Linked DNA regions of Homo sapiens: region 2 is linked to region 1. A link is an interaction called in ENCODE POLR2A ChIA-PET data of the cell type or tissue named here. Cell type or tissue: MCF 10A. All regions are shown on one strand. Each heading gives the region's core, and the rest is flanking DNA. Links, peaks and the distances in the headings are about the cores only. Region 1 holds the start of TRIML2 (tripartite motif family like 2). Region 2 has its middle 11 kb from the start of LINC02434.

The links. ChIA-PET counts read pairs that join two places held together with the same protein. Peaks named below come from ENCODE experiments on the same cell type or tissue, not always from the same donor. Only the 100,000 strongest peaks of a DNase experiment are listed, where the experiment ranks them.
Region 2: POLR2A ChIA-PET joins it to region 1 with 5 read pairs; 3 of 35 experiments call an interaction of 5 or more read pairs at or near these places.

Annotation. Positions count from the first base shown.
Region 1 is chr4:188,107,837-188,112,230 of GRCh38, reverse strand. TRIML2 (tripartite motif family like 2) reads left to right here and starts at 2,628. Exons shown (of 8, transcript NM_173553.4): 1 at 2,628-2,988. RefSeq lists enhancers at 3,597-4,115, 4,116-4,394. In MCF 10A, for the core only: no CTCF peak of the experiment used is centred there; DNase peaks (open chromatin) are centred at 2,640 and 4,180.
Region 2 is chr4:188,168,444-188,172,837 of GRCh38, reverse strand. No RefSeq gene overlaps it. Among named protein-coding and RNA genes, the nearest start is that of LINC02434, 11 kb to the right of the region's middle. In MCF 10A, for the core only: no CTCF peak of the experiment used is centred there; no DNase peak of the experiment used is centred there.

The DNA of each region.
Region 1 (4,394 bases), core at 183-4,182:
AAGTAAACCAGTGAGAGCCAAGCCCCTGCTTCTAATGGAGCAGCCTTGGAGAAAAGGAGCCAGAGAGAAGCCACACCTTCCAGATGAGTGATAACACTGGGACCACAACCAGCACACCCCCGCCTCCAGCTGTTCTTTTCTGGAATGGGAGGAGGTGGTAGTCTCCTGCCGCAGATTTGGTCCAAAGTAACAAATACAGCCTTGTTTGGCACCAGCCATACTCATCCCACCCAGAAGCCGAGAGTATGCCAGCCTGGGGCGAGTGGTGAAGGTGATGTGGCTAACAAAGGGGACAGGACTGTTTTTGTTTTGTCCTGGTTTTTTGAGACCGAGTCTTGCTCTGTTGCCCAGGCTGGAGTGCAGTGGCACGATCTTGGCTCACTACAGCTTCCGCCTCCTGGGTTCAAGCAATTTCCGGCTAATTTTTGTATTTTTAGTAGAGATGAGGTTTCCCATGTTGGCCAGGCTGGTCTCGAACTCCTGACCTCAAGTGATCCACCCGCCTCGGTCACCCAAAGTGCTGGGGATACAGGCATGAGCCAGAGTGCCCGGCTGGGATACGACTGTTATAAGTTCATGAAATGACTCAGGAGAACAATGACTCACTCATTCATAATTGTATTTGTTCTTTGACAGTGAAAAAAAACTACATTTCTTCAGGATTTTCATTTTAATGAAAAGTTTTCCTATGAAAAATCTAACTACCTTAAAATGATCTGTGTTCCTTGTAATGTGATTACTCTAGCCCTATGAAAGCATCTCGTGATAAATTGTCATACAAATTTGAGGCATCTTTTTTGTAAATTGTCAAGCCATTTGATTAATATTTAATAAGGACAAATAATTATAATAAGGAAATATCATGAAATTTGGCACCCGATTCAAATTCCATATCTTCAATTTTCTGCACCCAGTGCTCTTGGTCAATTACTTAATCCCGTGACTTAATCTCTACGTCATCTACTTCATCAGCTGCAGATGTACCTCACGGGGTTGGAGCATGCAACAGGTGGGGCATGTAACAGTAAATAAGGGTTTAGCACACTTTTTTGTAATGTTTTTAGAATTATCTTAAAATATTGACTCTTCTAGAATTAATAATTTAATTATTAATAAATATTTATTTAATAGTAAAACAGGCTTTAATAAGTATTTATTTAAGCATTTAATACTCTAAAACAGGCTTTAAGAGACTTCAAAACCTGACAATATGCTTGATGTTTATTTTCCATTTGATTCAAAGATTACAAAGTTTTCTTGTCAAGATGAGTAAGCTCAAGAGTTATGAAAGCTCAAGGGATGGTGAGAGTAAATGACAGAGTATCTGACAACAAGTATGTGTGAGTATCTTCACAGACGTTGGCCGTACCCAGGCTTAGAAGAGAAAGGAAGATTGGATTAGAAAAATAAGAGAAGTAAAGGAGGATGGACTGGCTGAGGAGGGGAGGGGGCACAGGAATAAATGTGGTCTATTTGAAGAAAGCTGGGGAATTGGGTTTTGGAAAAGAGAGTGGGTGTAGGTAATCATCTGAGATAAGAGAAAGGGTGTATGGCCAGGCGCGGTGGCCAGAACTTTTGGAGGCCAAGGAGGGTGGGTCACCTGAGGTCAGGAGTTTGAGACCAGCCTGGCCAACATGGTGAAACCCCATCTCCACTAAAAATACAAAAATTAGCTGGGTGTGGTGGGCGCCTATAATCCCAGCTACTCGGGAGGCTGAAGTGGGAAAATTGCTTGAACCTGGGAGGCGGAGGCTGCAGTGAGCCGAGATCGCTCCACCGCACTCCAGCCTAGGCAACAGAGTGAGACTCTCATCTAAAAAAAAAAAAAAAGAAAGAAAAAAGAAAAAGAGAAACGGTGTATTGAGATTCCATAAGGTAGAACCAGGTTCTGAAAGATCAGATAAGCAAAGCAGAAGAATTCTCATTATCCTGTCAGCAGCATAAAGAAAAAAACTCCCTGGTTTGATTAGCAGGGGATTGACTGACTGATGCAATAAAAACCCTCGGGGACAAAACTATAAAACTTAGAAAGCTGTGAAGAGTTCCTCCTCACTGAAGCCAAATATCAAGTATGAATTATCTGGGATTGTTCCCTGACCTCCCATCTGTGACAGATTCCATAGGCAGTTATCCCTACTCTTGGTTTTTCTTTCCACAGATACTGGAATGAACACTTCTCCAGCAAACGTTCTAGAAACTAACAAGTCAGGCATTATTTTCTACTAAGGAACAAACACAGTCTTGAGTGTTAGCTCGAAGGCTTCTTTCCTGTGAAATTGTCAATATACACTAGATTCATTAAGAAAGAAAACCCCAAACCTTAAGGAGCTAGAGGTGTTAGGCACTGTACATGGCACTGGAGATAAAACAAGATATTTATCCAACCAAGGTCAGGGCTATTAAGCATTTTCTGGGAGTCCATTAAAAATGTAAATTACGGACCCCACCGTAGATTTCTGGAATCAGAGACCCTGTGAAGAGGCTTGCGTTTTAATAAACTCAGGTGGTTCTAATGAGATTAATTGTGTGAATATGATAAGAAACTTCACAGACGCCTTCCTGATGGTGTGAGGGCGGGGCTGAGGGAGGAATTGAACAGATAAAATCTCTTCAGTCTCCACTGTTCCAGCTTTTTCCCTAAAGGAAATACCTTGGTTCGGTGTGGTGACTCATTCCTGTAATCCCAGTACTTTGGGAGGCTGAAGCAGGCAGATTGCTTGAGCCCAGGAGTTCAAGACCAGCCTGGGAAAAATACTGAAACCCCGTCTCTACAAAAAATACAAAAATTAGCCGGGTGTGGTCGTGCAGCGCCTGTAATCCCAGCTACTCAGGAGGTCAAGGTGGGAGAATCACTTGAGCCTGGGAGCTCGAGGCTGTAGTGAGCCGAGATTGCGCCACTGCATTCCAGCCTGGGTGACAGAGCAAGACCCTGTCTCAAAAAAAAAAAAAAAAAAAAAAAAGGAAATACCCAGGATTGCTACAAAGAAAGTAAGTGAGATTTTCTCTATAGATCATTTTCTTAATAATTGTTTCTTTAGATTTCTAAACTTGATCTTAGAATCTATGTGTGTGTGTGTGTATCTGTGTGTTATCAGGAAAAAGCCTGAAGAAAAATATTAGGAAAAACAAAATAAGGGTAGACAACATGCTGGGGACTTAATTCGTCAATTTTCCTTTGCTGTTTCTGTAAAAATATTTAGTCTCTGTCCCTCTCTCATTACACCTTCAATTTTTACTGGTTTAACATAAAATATCGTTTACAATATTTATTGTGCATCGAGTATGTCAGATGTAGACACAGGGCATCTCAAGGACTTAGTTTCTTATGGATGGAGAGTGACCCACAAGTAAACTTGTTCATAGAAAGATAAAATCTTTTCGCTACTAAGAAAATAAAATAAGGAGATGAGTAGTGGGAAGGTATTTCAAATTGAGTAGTGATGGAAAGGTCTCTCTTGGGAAGACATTTGAGCTGAGAACTGAAGAGAAGAAAGAAGAGGCAGCTGGAATTGCAAAAATATGAGAGAAGAGCTCTGTTGGCCACGGAAGGGGGAAGGGCTGTGATGAATTAGAGGCAGCTAGATTGACAGTGATGGGGGAAAGCTATAGAGAGATCAGAAGAAGGCAGGAGGCCAGATTGTATAGGACGGGGTTATTACCCACTTCGATCTTACTCTAATGCCATAGAAAGTGACCACAAACCTGCTCACTTGGTTTTGGTTTTAAAATAGTATTCTGGTGGTTGAGCAGAGAGGAGCTGGAGATGGACGAGGAGGGCAGGACAGAATATAAATTTGGAAAACAATAGTTGAATTGGTGAAAGGAAGGCTTAAACTGTGGCTCTAAAGGAATGAGTTTGGGGGAAGAGAGCCACTGGGTTGAGATCCTGAGCGGCTTTAGATATGTTAATTTTGAGTGCTCCTTAGACATTCTATTGCAAAAATGTTGGGAATTGGGCAGGAGATTGAAATCGGAGAATGGAACTTAAATCTTCAGAAACGAGTAAGATTACCTAGGGAGAGACCAGGACTGGGAGACCAGAACTCAACCTTGAAGCACCCCAAGATTGAGAGGTTCAGAGGATGTGGGACCAGAAAAGGCCACGGAGAACAAGACCAGACAAGTTAGAGGAATGTCAGCTGCAGACAGATGAGAGAAGAAAACATTCTAGGAAGAAGGGTGTGGTCAGCTATGTTAACTGCTGCTGAGAGCTCAAGGAAAAATTTGAGTTGGTGAATTTCTTTGTTTTGGTGACTCAGTGGAGTCATCTCGGACATGTTCAGGGACCTAAGACACGGGAAACCAGCAGGGATTTCAAAGACCTAAGCAGAAGAAAGGATGAGAGCATCAAAAACAAGGAAGGAGGGAGAAAGTATTTGCAACTCACACAATTT
Region 2 (4,394 bases), core at 127-4,126, 61 kb before region 1:
TGCCTGGCCCAAGAACAACAGTTATTGCAGCAAAGAAAGAGTTTAATAATCACTAAGCAATGGCAAGTCATTAATGCTTCCTAGTCCTTAGCGAAGTTTAATCCCCTACCATAATTCTAATTTTGTTTTATGAATGTACCTTTAATCTCCAGACAAGAAAGGGGATCAGTTTCCCTTGACTCCAAGTTTAACTATGACTACATTCCTCTCATAGTTTTATTGGTCTCTCTACTATAATAAGCAAAACAAAAACAAGTGAGCAGTTAAGGTTAAAAGCAAGATGGAGTTGGTCATGTTAGAGTTCTCTCATTATTTATAATTATGCAAGGGTGGTTTTAGGATTAATTGGCATAGAAGTGTCTTCTTGGCTTGAACCTTCAGCAGGATTTTCTGAGACTATACTCTGGAATAAAAATGTGTGTGTGACGAGTGCCAATCACTATGATCTGTTATACGAAAGAAGGACCAGACAAAAGGCAACCTTCATTTTACATTCACAAGATGCCAGACCCAGGGCCCAGCTACCCGAAGAGAAAGTGAAGGACTTGGAATGCAGTCGGCTCTACCTGACTTCCATCCTGCTTGTAAGTAATGAGGAAGAAACAAAAGTGAAGAAGCGGGGAATACAAGAGATCAGTATACAAAGAGGATAGACTGTATTTCTGTTTAAATAGATGAAATCTATATTCAAATTCAGGCAGAAAAAAAAAGAAAATTGAGGCAGAAGAGGAGGAAAAAACCTTCCCTAGCTTTTCACTTGCTGACTTTGTTACAAGACAAAGTTACACAAACCCACTGAACTCTTTCAGCCTGTTTTTCCACTCTGCTTAGACAATCCTATAGTCTTTTTCCTATTTTTAACACGATAGGCTGCTTGGCATCCACCCTCTAATCATAGAAGGATGCTACCCAAACCAGAGTGCATAAAATTGATTCCAATTGTAATGAGCCCTGAGGAGTTTATCGAAAATCTTTCATGCTTTCAACTTTGCTTGTAAACAACATCATTTTACTCACAGACAAAGAAGAGTTTGCCAATTGCAGACAGACTGTGTCATCAATGGAGTCACAGGGTGTGTCTGCTGGAATTGAGCCTCCCTGTGCTATTGGTGGTGATATGATGAGACTGGTCTCAGCACTTCAAGGTGCTTTTGCCCTGGTCCTGAGCTAGGTTGGCCTCAGTCCCTGGAGGTAAATTTGTACTCAGTGTGCAGTTGACTGTGAGCCTTACTTTCCAAGACGAATTGAAGGTCTTTCCCCCTTCTTCCCCTTCTCCTCTGCTTCCACCCTTGATTCGTGTTAAGTGTTCTATAGCTGGGCTAACAAATCACCACGCCTTCTGTGGTTTTAAAACAACACAAATTTATTATCTCGCAGTTCTGGAGGTCTCAGAAGTCTGACATTATTTTGACTCGATTAAGATTAGGTGTAGGCAGTCCTGCATTCCTTCTGGAAGATAAGCGAAGGAGCTGTTTCCATGCCTTTTCCGGCCGCTAGAGGCTGCCTGCATTTCTTGGCTTGTGGTCCCTTACCCTATCTTCACAGCCAGGAGCGTGGCATCTTGTGTCCTCTCTGCCCTCTACTTATGTCCTTACATCTTGTCCACAACCCTCTTCAGTCATCATCTCTATTCTCAGGACCTGTGACACCATTCTAAATGATTCTTTCAAGCAGTTGTGGCAAATACACAAAATTTAGTGTTGGTCATGTATTTCAGATCACTGGAGCCGGGTTGTTGGCTCTTCTCAGCTGTGAGGCAGGCACTGCTCCACTGTGTAACCACAAGCTCCATGGACGCACAGTCAGCTGTAGCAGGGGCCTGGAGCTCCTCTTACCAGGCATGATGTGAGGGGACAGTACACCCATCCTTCTCCCAGAGAAGGGAGATTTAGGGACCCAGGTGCTCAAGTTACTCTTTCCAAAGAAAGTTTCCATGAAAGGAAAAAGTTTAGACAAAATAAATTTTACAGAGTTTGAGCATTAAGGCATTCAGCAATCGGGCAGCACTCAGACACAGAAGAGATGCAGAGAGCTCTGCTCCAGCAGACTGAACAGCAAGCTTTTGCAGGCTGACCATGAAAACAAAGGAATTACTCAACTGACTCCAGCCAGGCCTCATTTGAGTATGATCTTGTGAAAAGTCCCTACTTACATAACTAACAGCTAGTTGGCTGTGTGTGACCAGTTGCTAGTTGGCTGCTTGTGATAGAGTACTAGTTGGCTGCCTGTGATTGGTTGCTAATTAGCTGTTTGTGGCTGGGTGTTTGAGATTGGTTCCCAGTTGGCCGTTTGTGATTGACTACTAGTTGATTGTTAGTGACCGCTTACTGGTTTGCTACTCGTGATTGGTTGCTGGTTGGCTTTTTATAATTAATCATTAGTTGGCTGCTGGTGTCTGGTTGTTACTTAGCTGTTTGTGATTGGTTGCTAGTTGGCTGTTTGTGATTGGTTGCTAGTTGGTTGTTTGTGAATGGTTGCTAGTTCACTGATTGGTTGCTAGTTGGTTGTGACTGGTTGCTAGTTGGCTGTTTCTGATTGGCTGATTATTGGTTGTTGTCTCCCCCCCACCACTCCCAACCCCCCCCCAAAAAAATAATAATAATCAGTTTCAAGAAATGCTTCCAAGTTGAACTTTGGTTTGCCTGTGTAAGTGTTCCAGGTACAGAACCAACCCCAGGCTAATGGCCTCCTGGATATTTTGCTTTAGCACCTCCAATTTCCAAATAAATTTCCATCTTCAACTTTAGTACTTGCCCATGCAAGAGTAAATAAAAAAGTGATTCTTTTTCTAACTCCTTTGCAAATGAGGAAGTTGACACATAAATGATCTTAGACTCTCAGTGGAATCCTAGAGAAAAGGAATTCCATTTTTGCATCCTGTCATACACAGTCATTTCTGCTGCTGGAGTGCCACATGTGTTCCTAAAAATCGCTGCAATCTACAGAATTGTGTAATAAAAAACTACTGGGTTTGGCTGGGTGTCGTGGCTCATGCCTGTAATCCCAGCACTTTAGGATGCCAAGGTGGGCGGATCACAAGGTCAAGAGATAGAGACCATCCTGGCCAACATGGTAAAACTCCATCTCTACTAAAAATACAAAAAAATTAGCAGGGCATGGTGGCATGCACCTGTAGTCCCAGCTACTCGGGAGGCTGAGGCAGGAGAATAGCTTGAACTCAGGAGCCAGAGGTTGCAGTGAGCCGAGATCGCGCCACTGCAGTCCAGCCGGGCGACAGAACAAGACTCTGTCTCAAAAATAAATTAATTAATTAATTAAAAAAATAAAGAAACACAACAACAAACTACTAGGTTTATGGGGTCCTGGGCACAACACCTAGAAACGTTGTCAGCTGACACATTAAAAAAGAAGGAACCTAATAAACACTGTAGCACAGCTTTACACTTGTTAAATGGTTAAGAAATACATAAATACTACAATAAATATGGCACTGTACCTTGAAAAATATCTGAAGTTTGCTTGTGGAAGTGGGCATCAGAAGGATTATAGCTTATGAGTTATTCTGAAGCAGTAGAAGGAGAGTTATCAGGAGGGACAGAAAAGAAAGGAAATCAAACAGAAAGCTGTTAACACCAAATGTGCATGGGTGTGGCTCATAACATTGTCAGTGAACTGAGGTGGCTGGCAGATGTTGAGGGGTGTCTGTGCGTGTGCGTGTGTGTGAGTGTGTGACTGTTTTATGCCTTCCTGGGCAGCTGGATTCAGCTAAGTGCAGTTGTCTCTGCTCACCTAGTGTTTTTCATGGATGAAATCATGCATACACAAACATGAAATTCTCATTCTGCTTGAATTGTTCTCCAATACACCAATTGCATTGGAACAAATTTGCATTTTCAAAACAAGTGAATAGCAGAACTGAATGTATTTTCATATGAGCGATCTGATCAGATCCTCCTTAGGGAGTCGTGCCATCAGATCGTAGCCTATCAAGCTATTAAACATAAGCTGTTTTCAGTTGTCAGGCATCTCTGGGTATTCTTGGACAGATGGTGAGAAATGGGAATACTCTTCCCACATTAAGAGCAAAATGGAGATGACTGTGAAGCTGTCTCACAGCAGAAGATGTAGGCAAGGAAGCAGTCTATCCTAGTAGAAAGGAATAGTCACTAAATCCTTGCTCCAAAAAATGTCAGTGACATACTGTGTGATTCCAACTATATGGTGTTTTGGAAAAGGCAAAGCTATGGAGACATTACAGAGATCAATGGTTGCCAAGGGTTACTAGGTAGAGAAGGATGAATACGTAGAGCACAGAGGATTTTTAGGGCAGAGAAACGACTCAGTACAATACGATAGTGGTGGATGCATGTCATTATACACTGGTCAAACCCAAGGAATGTGCAGCACTTTTGAAACACATTGAGCCCAAGGGT